Linked DNA regions of Homo sapiens: region 2 is linked to region 1. Evidence: read pairs that join two places in POLR2A ChIA-PET (ENCODE). Cell type or tissue: Caco-2. All regions are shown on one strand. Links, peaks and the distances in the headings refer to the core of each region. The heading gives the core; the rest is flanking DNA.

What was found. ChIA-PET counts read pairs that join two places held together with the same protein. Peaks named below come from ENCODE experiments on the same cell type or tissue, not always from the same donor. Only the 100,000 strongest peaks of a DNase experiment are listed, where the experiment ranks them.
Region 2: POLR2A ChIA-PET joins it to region 1 with 14 read pairs; 4 of 35 experiments call an interaction of 5 or more read pairs at or near these places.

Annotation. Positions count from the first base shown.
Region 1 is chr16:19,392,069-19,401,247 of GRCh38, forward strand. LOC105371114 (a long non-coding RNA gene) reads right to left here and starts at 1,664. Exons shown (of 3, transcript NR_188657.1): 1 at 1,308-1,664. RefSeq lists an enhancer at 1,162-2,361. In Caco-2, for the core only: no CTCF peak of the experiment used is centred there; DNase peaks (open chromatin) are centred at 1,873, 3,763 and 4,003.
Region 2 is chr16:19,465,696-19,474,874 of GRCh38, forward strand. It overlaps TMC5 (transmembrane channel like 5), which reads left to right. Exons shown (of 22, transcript NM_001261841.2): 9 at 387-538; 10 at 3,986-4,130; 11 at 6,393-6,548; 12 at 8,430-8,581. All of the region lies in intron 2 of TMC5-AS1 (TMC5 antisense RNA 1), which reads right to left. Among named protein-coding and RNA genes, the nearest start is that of TMC5-AS1, 18 kb to the right of the region's middle. In Caco-2, for the core only: no CTCF peak of the experiment used is centred there; no DNase peak of the experiment used is centred there.

The DNA of each region.
Region 1 (9,179 bases), core at 816-8,815:
TAAAGACAACTGGACTTGGAATTAAAACACATGGTTGAATCACTGTTCTTTACCACTGAGTAAACTGATCATGGGAAAGTCCCCTGGTTTTATCCATTTCTTGATAAAAAACTGAAGTCTGGGGAGAGTATGAATTTTTTTGTTTTGTTTTAGAGACAGGGTCTCACTCTATTGCATAGGCTGGAGTGCAGTTGTGTGACCATAGCTCCCTGCAGTCTCTAACTCCTGGGCTCAAGTGATCTGAGTTGCTGGGGCTACAGGCATGTGCCACCATGCCTGGCTAATTTATTTGTTTTAGAGATGAGGTCTCAGTATGTTGCCCAGGCTGGTCTCAAACTTCTGGCCTTAAGCAATCCTCTCACTTCAGCCTCCCAAGTTGTTGGGATTACAGGGGCAATCCACCATGTCTGGGAAAAGTATGAATCTTAACTCCACTGAGAGCACTCTCACCGGGTTGTGTGTCATATCCAATAATGGGTGTGAAAGTGCTCGGCAAACTGTAAAACAAGGTACACCCATATTAAGGGTGTGTTGACAAAGTTGAAGCTGATGATGATGATGGCCAGGAAACAATCAGTCAGGGACTATAGGGTTCTCATCAAATTTGGGGGTTGCTTTATTTTTTTCTCCTTTCTTACTTTTAGCCCCAGGGACCATATTCATTCAATAGATATTGAATACCTACTATGTGCCAGGCACCATCCTAGGCACTGGGGATTCAACAACAGACAACAGAACAGAGCAAAGTCCCTGCCCTCTGGGAGCCCACATTGTAGAGACAAGACACACATGCATCTATAATGTGTCAGGCAGGGACGAGTGCTTTGGAAAATAATAAAGCAGAAGCCGGGTGTGGTGGCTCATGCCTGTAATTGCAGGCTCCCACCAAGGTGGGAGGATCACTTGAGGCCAGGAGTTCAAGACCAGCCTAGGCAACATAATGAGACCCTGTCTCTACTAAAAATTTTTAGAAGTTAGCCAGGCATAGTGGTGCACGTCTGTAGTCCCAGCTACTCAGGAGGCTGAGGCAGGAGGATCACTTAAGGCCAGGAGGTCAAGGTTGCAGTGAGCTAGGATTGTGCCACAACACTCTAGCATGGGCAATTTCAGGGGTCCCTGAAGTCCCCTCCTTTTCCAGAATACCTAATGATTATTCCACCCCCTAATTAAAGAAACACCAAATAAAATTAGAAACCCAAACTCTGTTTGCGTGACTCGTTCTCACGAGCATGCACCCACTTCTCTCTTAAGTGCAGACTTTTGCTTTCCAATAAAAGCTTCTTGCATTTCACTTCATTCTGACTCACCTGTGAATTCTTTCTTGTGATGATGTCAAGAATCTGGGGACCGGCTGTGGCTGGGGTCTCGTTGGCATCCAGAAACCCTCCTGAGCCCTCTTGTGACACCAGGATTTGCCGACAGAGCAAATGTGAGGAGAGGCATCAGAATTTCTCTAAGACTTCTGAGCTGAGCAACCATCTAGAAGGTTGGAGCTGCTTTATTTGGTGGGGAATGTTAGGGAAACCAGCCCCACACCACCCAGTGGGTACCCTGAGTCTGGTGGAGACATAGGAGTTAGAAAGAGACAGAATAAGCATTTAAAAGGCGGGTTCAGGGGACCAGAATATCGGAGGCTTGCTCACGGCCCAGAGCTCTTGAGCTCTGCCAAATTTACTGGTTTACAAGCTCTTTGTTCTTAGGGCAGATGGGAGGGGGAGGAAGGGATGAGGAAAAGGATTAATCAGTGAAGGAGAACTCGTGAGTCATTCCATAAGATGTGTAGCAGTGGCGGTTTCTGTGAATTTCCTTGAGCAAAGGCGTGTGTCTAAACTACTTAAGATCTTTAGCTTATCAGGACTGAAATGGGTGGGAGCGGGTTTAAGGAGGAGCCAAGATGTTTGATTATACTCCACTGCTTCAAGGGAGTGTTGTCTCCCTGAGCAACCTGTGGAATGCTGCTGAGTGGTTATGCTCTTGGGGCATAAAGACATGAAAGCAATAAGGAGACTTTTCTCCCCAGAGGCTGCCCATGGCTTCCCATGGGTGTCTCACACAGGGGAGACCAACTCAACTGGCACCCCAGAAACACTTTCCCACATGTTCCCCTTTTTTGCCTCTATTGATTTTTTTTTATTAATAACTGCCATTGCTATTATGGCTCATTCATGGTGTCTGGTTTCTCTCCCAAGGCACCATCTGCATCTGTAGACTAAAAACAAGCAACATAAACAGACACAAACCAAAATAAAATTTGCAATTGTTGATCCACCTATGGTTTCAATCCACTTTAAAGGATTGGTATTAGAAAGGCCATCAGAGGCTCCAGCAAGAATATCAGCTCCAGGCAATAGGGTGAGATGAGCCTGAGATGCCTCAAAAACTTGTTTTTTCAGTTTAGCAATATCTAATGTTAAATTATCTTTTTTTCCTTGTAGGTGACGTCTAATCGTCTCTCACTGGTGTTCAATGGCATTATAAGAGCTAGGAGTAAAACAAAAATCGGAAGTATTCCAGTCACATTGTTTTTGAATTCTATGCTCCAAGCTCATAATCCAATCTCCCATCCAAATTACTGTTTGACAGAGATCATTAATTTGATTTGCCAATTTTTGACCTATTTGGCTTTGGGAATTCCAAAGCTTAGAAGAATTTTTCTGCCAACTATCCACAAAGCCCGCTGTTTGAATAGAAGAGTGCAAAGCAACACCAGCAGCAGCAGCAGTAGCTGTGACAGCTATAAGGCCCATGATCACAGCTATTAAAGTAAATATGAATCTCTTTGATCTATTAAGTATTCCTTTTAGTACTTCCGTGATAATATGTATGGAGGGAGAGGCCTCCCAAGGTCTATTGAGGGAAACAGTTATTCAAACTCCTTGGGCCCTAACCGGTAAAATGCTATTATCTTTATTAAAGGTAGAATTAATGCAGGTAAAAAGATGACAGTTGAGGCATGATATGGTTTGAGAGTCAGTTAGGATATTAATTTTTCCCACTGCCAACATAAAAGGAGGTTTAACAAAACTCTGCAATGGGAATGTCTGATTAGAGGTCATGGCTACGACAAATCAAAGTTTTTTTTACTAAGGGTCTTTGTTTTATATTCTCCTTTCCAAATCCGAATTGGGGTTTGAGCCATCATTAATTTCCACAATTCTAGATGTTCTGGACTTATAATTGGATCAATCATTTTTGGGCTTGAAAGAGCCATACCGTTCTCCTCCCACTTAATAGGTTAATTTGTTTTAATTCTTCTATATAATTTTGGTGCATTATCTGGGTAGTTGTTTGCAAAAGGAGTCTCTCTACCATCTTCGCACTGTCCAGTACAATTTACTGCAAAGCGTCCCATAGGGGCCCAATCAATGACGATTCCATAGGAATTACTTTGCAGTACAGCAGTGCTGTTTGCAATACAATCTTCCCAGGTTAGCACCTCTAGCTTTCCAGACCATTTAGTGGCCTTCCTAGGGCAGGGCTTCTTATTAGGTTTATATTTATTAATCTGGCGATGTGTCATAACATAGCCGTGCTCAAGGTATTTAATAGTGTCCAAAGATTGAAATGTTCTTCCACTGATTGCATGAATAGGGGCTTTTGATCCATTATTTGCAGGGACACAAGTCATCCAACTTTGTTTATCATAATTTAAACATCCTGCTGCCGGCCCCAGGCAGATGGAAGGAAAGTGATAACCAATGGAAACATTCATTAACATTCCTTCCTCCTCTGGATGAGTAGGGCCTCGGTTATCTATTGGTCCAGGCATCCAGATACTATCATTAACATGGGGTCTAACCATGTAACAGGCCTAATCAGTGGTGGGAATGGAATGTAGGCCCAGTAAGTGTAATTTTGATCTGCCTCAGCTATGGGGAGACTCACTGCAGGGAGATTACCACCATCATAGCTACCATTAGATTACTGGTGGTCAGCAGCTTGTTCAGAGACCTCAGGTTCTCTTCTGCAATGTGAGCTAGGCTCTTCACCTGCCCCCAGGTCAGTGGAGTTGCTTGGCGAGTTTTACTGGTTTCCATCTGCTCAACAGAGATGTTCATCTGAGCCATCTGATGAACTGGGGGTGCAGGGATGTTCCGAGGTCTTTTCCTCTTCCTTGGATTCTGGCTCATGGCACAGCTTAAGATGTCTTGTGGGCACCCAGACAGGAAGCTGATTCTCTTCTGGTGAGATACAAGAAAACCCTTGACCCCATGTAATGATTTTGCCCTTTTCCCAGGTTTTGGTTCTGATGTCCTTCCACCACACATGTTTTCCTTCATAAGCATTTATTTTTTGCCTTGTCAAATGCTGCTCTGCTGCCATTGTAACGTGATCTCTAGACAAATTCAGAAAATGTGAAGTGATAAGAGCCAATTGTAGCTGCATATAAGGAGTAGCGTATTCTCTGGTTTCCCCCTCTGTCTTTTGTTTTTGTAATTGAGATTTTAAGGTTCGATTAGCCTGTTCAACAGTGGCTTGACCTTGAGAATTATAGGGTATTCCAGTACTGTGCTCGATGTTCCACTGTTAAAGGAACGCCTGTAAAGATTTACTACAGTAGCCTGGGCCATTGTTTGTTTTAATCTTTTGTGGGATGCCCATGGCAGCGAAACAGGGAAGTAATGTCTTAATATGAGCAGCCGCCTCGCCTGTTTGGCAAGTTGCCCATACAAAATGAGAAAAGGTATCTATAGTAACATGGACGTATGAAAGTTTCCCGAACAAAGGTACATGGGTTAGGTCCTTTTGCAACAACATATTGGGGGTTAATCCCTGTGGGTTAACACCAGTCCTTTCACGTGGCAGTTGTACTACCTGGCACTGAGGGCAATGTTGCACAATGCCCTTTGCCTGTCTCCAAGTAATTTGTTATTTTTGTTTAAGTCCTGCTGCATTAACGTGTTAGGGAGTGAAAATCTTGGACATTAGTAAGCACAGTGGAAATTAATAAATCAGCTTGATCATTAGCCCTTACAAGGGGCCCAGGAAGATTAGTGTGTGCTCAAATGTGTGTAATATAGAAAGGAAAACGGTGATCATGCACTGCCTTTTGTAAAGAAGAAAACAGCTGATAGAGTTGTTCATCCACCAGATATTTAATGAGTGCAGTTTCTATGTGTTGAGTGGCTTGAACAACATAAGCTGAATCAAAGACAATATTTACAGTTTGCTTAAAGTTTTCGAACACACCTATAACTGCCTGTAATTCAGCCTTCTGTGCCGATTGAAAGTCAGTTTGAATAATTGTGTTTTTAGGTCGTACGTAAGCTGCTTTTCCATTACTAGAGCCATCTGTAAACACAGTCACTGCTCCTTCCAATGGAGCACTACGGGTAATTTTTGGAAGGACCCATGTTAGCTTTAAAAACTGAAAAATTTTGTTTTTTGGATAATGATTGTCAAGAACTCCAATGAAGCCAGCTAAATTTATTTGCCAATTGACCGAATTAACAAAGGCTTGCCAAATCTGATTTTATTCATTGGAATTATAATCTTATCTGGATCTGAGCCACAAAGTTTAACAACTCTAAGGCAAGCTTGCTCAATCAAGATTGCCATCTGATCCAAGTATACTGTGAGTGTTCTAACAGTATTGTGAGGCAGAAAAGACCATTCAACTAAGTCCTCACTCTGAGCTATAACCCCTGTAGGAGAATGGAGAGTAGGGAACACAATGAACTGTAATGGTAAACTTGACTCTATTCTATTAACCTGGGCCTGTTGTATTTTTTCTTCAATTATTTGTAATTCTTTGTCAGCCTCAGGAGTCAGTTATCATTTACTATTGAGAGCAGGGTCTCCTCTTAAAATAGAGAACAGATTAGACATAACATGGTAGGGATTCCCAAAGTAGGTCAAATTCAACTGATATCCCCTAATAATTTTTGAAAATCATTTAGTTTTCAGAGAGTCTTTTCGAATTTGAACCTTTTGGGGTTTAATTGCCCTTTCCTGAACCTGCATTTCCAAATATTGGAAAGGAGTGGCCGTTTGAATTTTATCTGGTGCTATGAGCAATCCAGCATTGGCTAGCACCTCCTGTAAATATGAATAACACTGGATAAGTTGGTCTCGATTTTCAGCCGCACACAATATGTCATCCATATAATGAATGACATATGAATCGGGAAACTGATCTCTCACAGGTTGAACATCCTTCCCCGCAAAAGTTTGACAAATAGTAGGACTATTCAACCTACCCTGCGGCAAGACTTTCCAATGATATCTGGCTGCTGGTTCCTTGTTGTTCATAGCAGGAATAGTAAAAGTAAATTTCTCAAAATTGGACTCTGCTAGAGGAATATTAAAAAAGCAATCCTTCAAATCTATAATTATTAATGGCCAGTCTCTAGGAATCATGGTGGGCGATGGAAGCCCTGGCTGCAGGGCCCCCATCAGCTGGATGACTGCATTGACCGCTCGTAAGTCGGTTAGCATGAACCATCTGCTGGATTTTTTCTTTATTACAAACACTAGCGAATTCCATGGAGGAAATGTGGGCTCAATGTTTCCTTTGTTTAATTGCTCTTTGACTAATTCCTGTAAGGCCCCCAATTTTTCCTGAGAAAGTGGCCCCTGCTCAACCCAAACAGGATTTTGGGTCTTCCATTTTAAGGGAATAGAACTTGGAGACTCAACAGTGACCAGCCCTAAAAATGGTAACCTAATCCTTTTCAGTCATTTTTTACAGTAACTTGTATGGGTTCAATAATGCCAGCCCCCTGTCTTCCTAGGCCTTTTCTGGGAACATAGCCCATGTTTGACATTATTTTTTGACTAGCTTGACCAAACTGGGGAGAAGGGATTGAAATTTCTGTGCCCCATTGCTGAAGCAGATCTCTCCCCCATAAGTTATCAAGAATGGGCATAATTAGAGGTTGTAGTGTGCCTTCCTGTTCTTCTGGACCAAGACATGGTAAGATAAAAGTACTTTGGAAAACTTCTGAAGCAATTCTGACCCCAACAAGACCTACTGGGGCCTTTTGTTTGGGCCAGTTTTTTGGCCATTGATAAAGAGCTATGATCGACACGTCTGCTTCTGTGTCCACCAGACCCTCAAATTGTTTTCCTTGAATAGTAACCATACAAATAGGTCTATTGTCAGAGACTTGATGTACCCAATAGGTAGCATTGCCTGCTGAATTTGTGTTCCAAATCCTCCTGTTCTTTTTTCTGAGCTTTCTCCTAACTTAACATATGGTAAAAGCAACAGTTGAGCTATTCTGTCACCTTGATTAGCACTCCAGGGAACAGTGGAGGAGATAACAATTTGAATTTCTCCCTGGCAATCAGAGTCCACTACTCCAGTATGTACTTGAATTCCCTTTAAGTTTAAGCTGGACCTTCCCAGTATAAGTCCCACCGTGCCATTTCACAATGGGCCATAAACTTCCACTGGGACCTTCCTAGGAGGCTCCCCAGGAAGGAGGGATATGGCTTCGGTACAGCATAAATCTACTGCCCCACTTTTAGCTGTGGAGGGGGACAATTCCTGTACATTCATACAGGGATAGACTGGGCTGAGGACACTCCGTTTGGAGTTGGGGACATCCCATCCTGAATTGGGAATGCCCCATTTTGAATCGGGGCCCAGGGCTGGCCCTTCTGTCCGTTTCCTGGCAAGTTCTGTCTGTCTGCTGTCATCAAACTTTGAATGACATTGATTAGCACAGTCTTTTCCTTTTTTACTTCTAGGAAAGGTACTTGGTTCCCTGCTTTTTCCTCCTGAGTTTTGCCTTTTTTGGCTCTTTGTACACTCTCTTTTTGTATGTCCTATCTGTCCACAATTATAGCAAGATCCAGGGCACACTCATATGTTTTTTGTTACCCTTAGTCCAGCCATTCCTTGAGCAAGGAGGCTGGCCTTATATAAGTGCCTGCCAATGCCATCACAGGCTTTAATGTATACTCTTAAAGTTTTTTCCTCATTTAGATCTGCCTTTCCCTTAATAGGTCTAATTGCTGCCTGACATTCTGTATTAACATTTTCATAAGCAAGTAGCTGGACGATCACTTTCCTGGCATGAGAATCCAAAATAGCCTTTTGAGCCACATCTTGCAAATGAATGATAAAATCTGGATAAGGCTCCCTTCGACCCTGTCAAACTGAGTTAAAAGAAGGATAAGTAGTACCAGGGTAGTGAATTTTTTCCCAGGCTCTTAGGCATATAGTTCTGAGCTGATCAACAGCCTCATCACCCATTACCATCTGTTGATTTAGAGTACCCCATGCCTGTCCACTTCCAAGCAATTGATCAGATGTGATATTAATGAAAGTTTGGGCTTGAGCATTTCTGCATGCCTGATTTATTGCTTCATCCATCCACCAGGTTTTAAATTGGAGAAATTGAGAGGGGGCAGGGTGGATCAGGCTAATGTCTCCCAATCCATAGGTATTAAATGCTGGTTATACGCCACAGATTGTAACAAGGAATGAACATAAGGAGAATTTGGCCCATATTGTCCAACTGCTTGCTTTAAGTCTTTTAATATTTTAAAAGGAAATGGCTCCCAGCACGCTTGAGCATGTTCTCCAGGCTCCTCAGCTGGCGAAATAATTACCAGAAACTGCCAAGCATCCAAATCCCCCATTTCTCATGCCTGGCAAATGGATGCCTGGATTATCCCTGCGCCATAATATGTATTTGGGCCGGTTCACAGCATTCCTCTACCATAATTAACAGGTGGACCAACCTGGATCATTCCCTCACTGTAATTGGCTGTTGGGCAAGACTGAAGCTTCCCTTTGCCATAGTTAATGGTGGGGCGTGCAACAATGGGAGTGGCAAGCTGCGTCTCAGGCTCTCGTTACAAAAATTCATAAGGCTGAGGCAGGGGTGGCCGTTCCGGACCTTCCCCTAAAGGCGCAGTAGGTGGCACTGTTTCTTCAGTAGGTGGAACTGTTTCTTTCATAAGTTTTTGGAGGTTAGCCCATGTAGCTTCCTGTTTCTCCCCCTTTTTTAAACTAGACTGTGATGGTTCACTTTGCTGATCATCAGACTCATGATTATTAAACTTTTGTATGTCATCCTGAAACTCCTCCTCCTCAGTGTAGAAGGGCTCCAGTGCTGTTTTAATTGCTGGCCACACAGACCAAGTGGAGAAGGAAATATCGTAACCCTCTTGTTTTGCTCCTTGTAAGTCTGATCCGACCTTGTCCCAATCTTTTACATTCATGG
Region 2 (9,179 bases), core at 652-8,651, 73 kb after region 1:
TATTTCCTGTGCACTGAAATGTAGGCCTATAGGCTTGATTCGTTTCCTATTAAGCATGTTTAGCCATAATACTGGTGACAGAGGCACATAATACTGGTGAAACGAGAGGCCTGGCTGTCGTGTTCTTGCTGATGTTTCACTTGATCACTGGGCCAGGTGGTAACAGCTCAATGTCTCCATTGTAAAGTTACACTGGATTTCTTTTCAAGTCTGAGAGCCCAGTGACACAATGTCCAAATTCTCAGTGCCCCTTTCCTGGAAAACAAAATGTCTAAACTGACTGGCCCAGGCTTCTTGTATTCAGGAGAGGTCAACTCTCATGACCATAATCGTTTACCTTTTTTTTCAGGAGATCCACCTGACCTATGGTTTATTGTACCTTTCAGGGTTATTTTAGGGACACAGTGATGTACTATGGCTTTTACACCAATTCCACCATCCAGCACGGGAACAGCGGGGCATCCTACAACATGCAGCTGGCCTACATCTTCACAATCGGAGCATGCTTGACCACCTGCTTCTTCAGTTTGCTGTTCAGGTATGGAAGCATCTACATTTCCTGATTCTGAGGGTCATGTTAGATTTCAGCAAAAATCCAAGAAATTCAAAAATTACCCAGGTAACAGTTTCTCTGCAGTCCTCTCCTCTCCTCTCCTCTCTTTTCTTTTCTTTCTTAGATAGAGTCTCGCTCTGTCACCCATGCTGGAGTACAGTGGCGCAATCTGGGCTCACTGCAACCTCCACCTCCCAGGTTCAAGTGATTCTCCTTCCTCAGCCTCCCGAGTAGCTAGGATTACAGGCACCTGCCACCACGCCCCGCTAATGTTTGTATTTTTAATAGAGATGGGGTTTGACCATGTTGGCCAGGCTGGTCTCAAACTCCTGACCTCAGGTGGTCCACCCGCCTCGGCCTCCCATAGTCCTGGGATTACAGGCGTGAGCCACCGTGCCCAGCCTGCAGTTTTGACTTTCCATTGCTGTCCAATTATTCCTTGTCCTGCAATATAAAAATAGGAGTTTGGACAGAGGAAGAGAGGTTTTTCTGTGCTTTTAAAGAAATTGGTCAGCCTGATAATAAGGGTGCAGTTACCCCAGCAATGATATGAAGGGAAGAACATGATAGATAACTATCAGAGAGGAGGTACAAATGGAAAATACACATATGAAAGGCTGGGCACGGTGCTCATGCCTGTAATCTTAGCACTCTGGGAGTCTGATGCAGGCTGATCACTTGAGTCCAGGAGTTCGAGACTGGACTGGGCAACATACCAAAACCCCATCTCTACTAAAAATACAAAAAATTAGCCTGGCTTGGTGGCGCACGCCTGTGTTCCCAGCTATTCGGGAGGCTGAGGTGGGAGAATCACCTGAGCCCATTAGGTCGAGGCTGCAGTGAGCTGAGATCAGTCTACTACACTCCAGCCTGAGCAACTGGAGATCCTGTTTCAAAAAAAAAAGAGAGAGAAAGAAAGAAAAGCAACATGCAATCTCTGTATTAGTTTGCTAGGGCTGCCTAGCAAAGTACAGCAGACCATTGGTTTAAACAACAGAAATTTATTTTCTCATGGTTCTGGAGGCCTGAAGTCCAAGATCAAGGTGTCAGCAGGCTTGGTTTCCTCTGAGGCCTCTCTCCTTGGCTTGTAGACGGCCACTGTCTCCTGCCTGTGTCTTCACATGGTTATCCCTCTGTGTCTTAATCTCCCTTTTTTATAAAGATGCCATTTGTACTGAATTGGGACACAATTTAATGACCCCATTTTAAAAAAATGTAATTACCACTTTAATTAATTAATTAATTTATTTTGAGATGGAGTCTCACTCTGTTGCCCAGGCTGGAGTGCAGTGGTGTGATCTCAGCTCACTGCAACCTCTGTCCCCCAGGTTCAAGGGATTCTCCTGCCTCAGCCTCCCTAGTAGCTGGGACTATAGGTATGTGCCACCACGTCCGACTAATTTTTGTAATTTTATTAGAAACGGGGTTTCACCATGTTGGCCAGACTGGTCTCAAACTCCTGACCTTAAGTGATCCACCCGCCTCAGCCTCCCAAAGTGCTGGGATTACAGGCGTGAGCCACTGCGCCCGGCCTGTAATTACCACTTTAAAGACCCTACCTCCAAATACAGTCACATTCTAAGGTACTAGGGGGTTAGGACTTCAACATACGAATTTTGGGAAGTACACAGTCCAACCCATAGCAACCTGACTGCCAGCATACTAATTCAAACTAAAGTGAGATTTTGTTTTGTTCTGTCAAAGTAGGAAATGATTTTATTATTATTATTATTATTAATATTTTGAGACAGAGTCTTGCTCTGTCACCCAGGCTGGAGTGCAGTGGTGTGATCTTGGCTCACTGCAACCTCCGCTTCTCGGGTTCAAGTGATTCTCCTGTCTCAGCCTCCTGAGTAGCTGGGATTACAGGCTCATGCCAACACACCCAGCTAATTTTTCTATTTTTAGTAGAGACAGGGTTTCACCATGTTGGCCAGGCTGGTCTTGAACTCCTGACCTCAGGTAATCCCCCCTGCTGGGCCTCCCAAAGTTCTGGGATTATAGGTGTTAGCCATCATGCCCGGCCAGAAATGATTCTAAAGTTGCTGTTACTGAGTGGTGGCAAATTTCAGAACAGCAGCATCCGTCCATCTTGTGCAGCATTTTTGTGTGTGTGCTCAGGGCTTCCTGGGCCTGAGACAGCCCATGACCATAACAGTGCCTTCATCAAGTGCTTGCTGCTGTAAGCACTGCATAGACTCTTTGGAAGGCTGAATAATCTCCCCCGACCCCCCCCAGAGAAGTCTACATCCTAATCCCCAGAACTGGTGAATATGTAACTTCGCATAACAAAAGGGACTTTGCAGATGTGACTGAGGATTTTTAAATGGGGAGATTATCCTGGATTATCCCAGTGGGCCCAATGGAATCACAAGGGTCTTTATAAGAGGCAGGCAGGAGGTCAGAGAGTAGCAGGGAGATGGGAAGATGCTACCCTGCTGGCTTTGAAGTTGGAGGAGGTGGCCACAAGCCAAGGAAAGAGGACACCCTCTAGAAGCTGGAAAAGACAAGGAAATGGATTCTTCCCTAGAGCTTCCAGAAGGAACATAGCCCTGCCAACACCTTCATTTTAGCTCTGTGGACTCATTTTCTGATTAGCTGGGTGTGGTGGCATGTGCCTGTAGTTCCAGCTACTTTGGAGGCTGTGGCGTGAGGATGGCTTGAGCCCAGGAGGTGGAGGCTGCAGTGAGCTATGACTACACCACTGCACTCTAGCCTGGGCCACACAGCAAGACCTCATCCCTAAACAAACAGAAAACACAAAAACAAGAAAAGACATTTTCTGACTTCTGATCTCTAGAAGGGTAAAAGAACAAATTTGTGTTGTTTTTAGCCGCTAAGTTGGTGGTCATTTGCTATAGCAGCAACAGGGAACTGGGTGGATTACTTGAGGTCAGGAGTTCAAGACCAGCCTAGCCAACATGGTGAAACCCTGCCTCTACTAAAAATACAAAAATTGGCCGGGCGTGGTGATGGGCACCTGTAATCCCTGTTACTTGGGAGACTGAGGCAGGAGAATCGCTTGAACCTTGGAGGTGGAGGTTGCAGTGAGCAGAGATCACACCACTGCACTCCAGCCTGGGAGACAAGAGTGAAACTCTGTCTAAAAAAAAAAAAAAAAATTCTGTGAGGTGAGTTTTATTGTTATTCCCTCTCTACAGATATGGAAACTGAGGCTGAGAATCAGAACCATTCACAAGACAAAAATCCCCCAGTTGGCAGATCCAGGGTTGCAAGCCAGGCCTGTGCAGCCCCAAAACCAGTGCTTGTTTAACCACTGTGTGGTGACCACACCGCTCCAGGCCAACAGCTTGGGGCTAAGTCTTCACGTTGCCTTTCACCATTAATAATAGGGCTGCCCTTTGTTGAAGCCCTGCACTCCCAGTGACGGCCATAATAACCTTCAGGTGTTCTGCTTTCTGCCTTCTCTAGCATGGCCAAGTATTTCCGGAACAACTTCATTAATCCCCACATTTACTCCGGAGGGATCACCAAGCTGATCTTTTGCTGGGACTTCACTGTCACTCATGAAAAAGCTGTGAAGCTAAAACAGAAGAATCTTAGCACTGAGATAAGGGTAAGGCGAGCTCACTTTACTCATTTGCCATCGGCTGGTCTCCTTCCCTTCTCCAGTATACCTGTAACTTTTCTTTTTTTTTTTTTTGAATTGGAGTCTCACTCTGTCGCCCAGGCTGGAGTGCAGTGGCGCAATCCCGGCTCACTGCAGGCTCCGCCTCCCGGGTTCACGCCATTCTCCTGCCTCAGCCTCCCGAGTAGCTGGGACTACAGGCGCCTGCCACCATGCCCGGCTAATTTTTTGTATTTTTAGTAGAGACGGGGTTTCACTGTGTTAGCCAGGATGGTCTCAATCTCCTGACCTCGTGATCCACCCACCTCAGCCTCCCAAAGTGCTGGGATTACAGGCGTAAGCCACCGCGCCCAGCTGTTTTTTTTTTTTTTAACGGAATCTCACTCCGCCGCCCAGGCTGGAGTGCAGTGGCATGATCTTGGCTCACTGCAACCTCTGCCTCCCGGGTTCAGGCGATTCTGCTACATCAGCCTCCCAAGTAGCTGGGATTACAGGCACCTGCCACCTCACTTGGCTAATTTTTGAATTTTTTAGAGATGAGGTTTCACTATATTGGCCAGGCTGGTCTCAAACTCCTAGCCTCAAGTGATCCACCCGCCTTGGCCTCCCAAAGTACTGGGATTACAGGCGTGAGCCAGCCAAGGCAATGATTTTCAACCCAGAGAAATCTGGCCCCTCAGGGGGACATTTGACAACCTCTAGAGACTTTTTTGATTGTTACAATTGGGAAGAGGGGTGCTCTTGGTATCTAGTGGGTAAGAGGCCAGTGATGCTGCTAAAAATCCTACAATGCGTAGAACAGCACCTGCAGCAGAGAATTATGCAGCCCACCATGTCAATAGTGCAGAGGTTGAGAAACCCTGGTCTATAGACACAAACTTATTAAAAAAAAAAAAAAAAAAAAAAAAAAAAGCAGCTGGGCATGGTGGCTCATGCCTCTAATCCCAGCAATTTGGGAGGACGAGGCAGGCATATCATGAGGTCAGGAGTTCACGACCAGCTTGGCCAACATGATGAAACCCCATCTCTACTAAAAAAAGGACAAAAAAGTAGCCGGGCGTGGTGGCGGGCACCTGTAATCCCAGCTACTCAGGAGGCTGAGGCTGGAGAATCGCTTGAACCCAGGAGGCAGAGGTTGCAGTGAGCCAAGATCGCGCCACTGCACTCCAGCCTGGGCAACAAGAGTGAAACTCCATCTCCAGAAAAAAACAAAGAGCAAGCTGATTTTATAAATAAAGGGGCTTTAAATTTTTTTTTTTTATGATTTTCGAGACAAGGTCTTGCTCTGTCACCCAAGCTGGAGTGCAGTGGTGCAATCATAATTCACTGCAGTGTCGACCTCCTGGGATCCAGTTAGCCTCTCCCACCTCAGCCTGCTGAGTAGTGGGGACTATGGGTGCACACCACCATGCCCAACTAATTTTTAAATTTTTTGTAGAGAGAGAATCTCACTATGTTGCCCAGGCTGGTCTTGAACTCCTGGGCTCAAGTGATCCTCCCACCTCGGCCTCCCAACATGCTGGAAATTCAGGTGTGAGCCACCAAACCCAGCCAAATAAAGGGGCTTCAACAAGAGGGTTGCAGATGTGAGCTTCTTTCTCAGTGTAGATACCCAACCTTATTCTTCAAGAAAGAATTTTGTGACCTCAGTGTGCTTTTCTTAAGAACATGGTCCCGATCTATTAATTCCAACTGTTTCTGAAAGATGGAAGCAGTGTTTGGAGATTCTTGGCCCATTTCAGAGTCCTCTATGGGTCTCCCATAATCCATGTTCATCATGAATGTTCCCCCTCTCTCTCACCTGTGGATTTGGGCTGGATTCATGTCTCTGGATGTGGCAAGCATTCCCTGGGGATCTTTGCTAGCAGTGGAGAGGGATCTCTGGATAAACTTGACTTTCATTTATTTTTATTTATTTGTTTATTTATTTATTTGTTGTTTGAGACAGAGTCTCACTCTGTCGCCCAGGCTGGAGTGCAGTGGTGCCATCTCTCCTCACTACAACCTCCACCTCCTGGGTTCAAGTGATTCTCCTGCCTCAGCCTCCCGAGTAGCTGGGATTACAGGCATGCACCACCACGCCCGGCTAATTTTTGTATTTTTGGTAGAGGCGGGGTTTCACCATGTTGTCCAGGCTGGTCTCAAACTCCTGACCTCAAGTGATCCACCCGCCTTGGCCTCCCAAAGTGCTGGGATTACAGGCGTGAGCCACCATGCCCAGCCATAAACTTGACTTTCTTATGTTTCTAGGAGAACCTGTCAGAGCTCCGTCAGGAGAATTCCAAGTTGACGTTCAATCAGCTGCTGACCCGCTTCTCTGCCTACATGGTAGCCTGGGTTGTCTCTACAGGAGTGGCCATAGCCTGCTGTGCAGCCGTTTATTACCTGGCTGAGTACAACTTAGAGGTAACCAACACCAGGGTCCAGGGCAGAGAGAACCAGGTGAAGGGATGAGATGCTGGAGGGGAAGGGTGGTGTGCAGCCTACGGTTCAACCCAGGATCTATGGCCAGCAGCATCAGCACTAGCAGAGAACTTGTTAAAAATGCAGGGGTGAGGCACAGTGGCTTACACCTGTAATCCCAACACTCTGGGAGGCCGAGGCAGGAGGATCACCTGAAACCCAGGAGTTCGAGACCAGCCTGGGCAACATGGAGACTTCATCGCTAAAAAAATTTTAAAAATTAGCCTGTCACGGTGGTGTGCACCTGTAGTTCTGGCTACAGTGGTGGTCATTCATTGGTGACTACAGTTTCACATGAATGGAGCTCAGCTGTGTCGTTTCACAGCCCTGGGGCCAGGCCTTGCCTTGTTTGATCTCAGTTAATTCTTGCAACATCTCTATGAGTCATGTGATCATCTCTCCATTGTACAGATGGAGAAAAGGGGCTCAGAGAAGCTAAGGATCTGGCCCCAGGCCTTGCAGCTTACGTGTGGGGAGGGAGCCGCATTGGAACCCAGGTTACCCTGGCTCCAAAACTACCACCAAAAATGCAAGTGGTGCTTTTGAACCATCCAGAGGTAGACGGAGGTAGGGTGAGGCCATGCAGGGAGGATATGGGAATGTGAGATATCAGATAAATTCATTGGAATCCCTGACTCCAAGGCCCATGGAAGGATGCCTAGCAGAAGTGCAGTCCCGGCTCCACTCCCAGCCAAATGCCAGAGTGCTGCCTCCTCCTGGAGGCCCAGTGCCTCTCCCAGCCTCACACAAAAGTGCAGCACAGGGCCAGGCACAGTGGCTCACGCCTGTAATCCCAGCACTTTGGGAGGCCGAGGCAGGCAGATCACTTGAGATCAGGAGTTTGAGACTAGCCTGGCCAACATGGTGAAACCCCGTCTCTACTAAAAATACAAAAATTAGCTGGGTATGATGGTGCACCCCTGTAATCCCAGCTACTCGGGAGGCTAAGGCAGGAGAATCACTTGAACCTCGGAGGCAGAGGTTGCAGTGAGCCGAGATCGTGCCACTGCACTCCAGCCTGGGCAACAGAGCGAGACTCCGGCTCAAAAAAAAAAAAAAAAAAAAAAAAAAAAAAAAAAAACCAGCAGCACGGGCTAGCAGAGACACGCCAACCCCCTAATTCAGAACTCAGAGAGAGGTGAAGCCTGGTGAAAATGAACAAGGCCACTTATGCTAAACAGGAGGGAGCACATCCTCATTGCCCTGGGCATCTTGGTAAAAAAGGGAAAGCCACAGAATGATTGTTCGAGCTCAGGCTCCTGAGTCAGACACACCTAGGCTCCAATCTGCCACTTCCTTGCTGGGTGACCCTGGGCAAGTGTCTTCCCCTCCCTGAGCCTCAGTTTGCTTGGCACGGGGTAAGGAAATTAATGGTAGCTTAACAAAATAGTTAACCTAGCCGGGCGCGATGGCTCATGCCTGTAATCCCAACACCTTGGGAGGCCGAGGTGGATGGATCACCTGAGGTCGGGAGTTAGAGACCAGCCTGGCCAACATGGGGAAACCCCATCTCTACTAAAAATACAAAAATTAGCTGGGTATGTTGGTGCGTGCCTGTAATCCCAGCTACTCTGGAGGCTGAGGCAGGAGAACCACTTGAACCGAGGAAGTGGAAGTTTCAGTGAGCTGAGATCGCGCCACTGCAGTCCAGCCTGGGCAACACGGTGAGACTCCATCTCAAAAAAATTAAAATAAATAAATAGATAAATAGTTAACCGCAGAGGAGCTACTTCTCGGGTTTTCTATCATGGGAGACTTTTGAGTGAAGCAGAAAGGGGTACAGTGTACAAGTCAGCCCTCCGTTCTCTCCCCCATCCCCTGCAGTTCCTGAAGACACACAGTAACCCTGGGGCGGTGCTGTTACTGCCTTTCGTTGTGTCCTGCATTAATCTGGCCGTGCCATGCATCTACTCCATGTTCAGGCTTGTGGAGAGGTACGAGATGCCACGGCACGAAGTCTACGTTCTCCTGATCCGGTAGGTGATGTGTCGCGCCCAACACCAGCCTCTATTTCCACAGAGAGAAGTGGGATGGCAGCTAGAAAGGATTATGCTTTAGTATCAAAGTTTTTTCTCCAGAGAGGAAGAATTTCAAAAGTAAGGTGTGGCTGGGCGTGGTGGCTCATGTCAGTAATCCCAGCACTTTGGGAGGTTGAGTGGGGAGGATCACTTGAGACCAGGAGTTCGAGAACAGCCTGGGCAACATAGCCGGATGCTGGCTCTACAAAAAGCTGGATGCAGTGGCATGCACCTGTTAGTGCCAGCTACTCAGGAGGCTGAGGTGAGAGGATCACTTGATCCCAGGAGTTTGAGCTTACCTATGATTGCACCACTGCACTCCAGCCTGCGTGACAGAGCAAGACCCTGTCTTAAACAACAACAAAAGAGTGAAGTGTGTTTGTGTGGTGTGGGCTTTTGCTCAAAGTCATGGCTTGATTGCTTTCCTAATTGCTACCAGCAGGGGATTGATGTAGTTCTCAAGTATGGGATGTACAGATGGGCAGGCAGTGCACGCACAAAGGCTCCTGGGCTGAGGACGGGACTGAAATCATCCAGCGTTCCCCTTAGTCAAGCT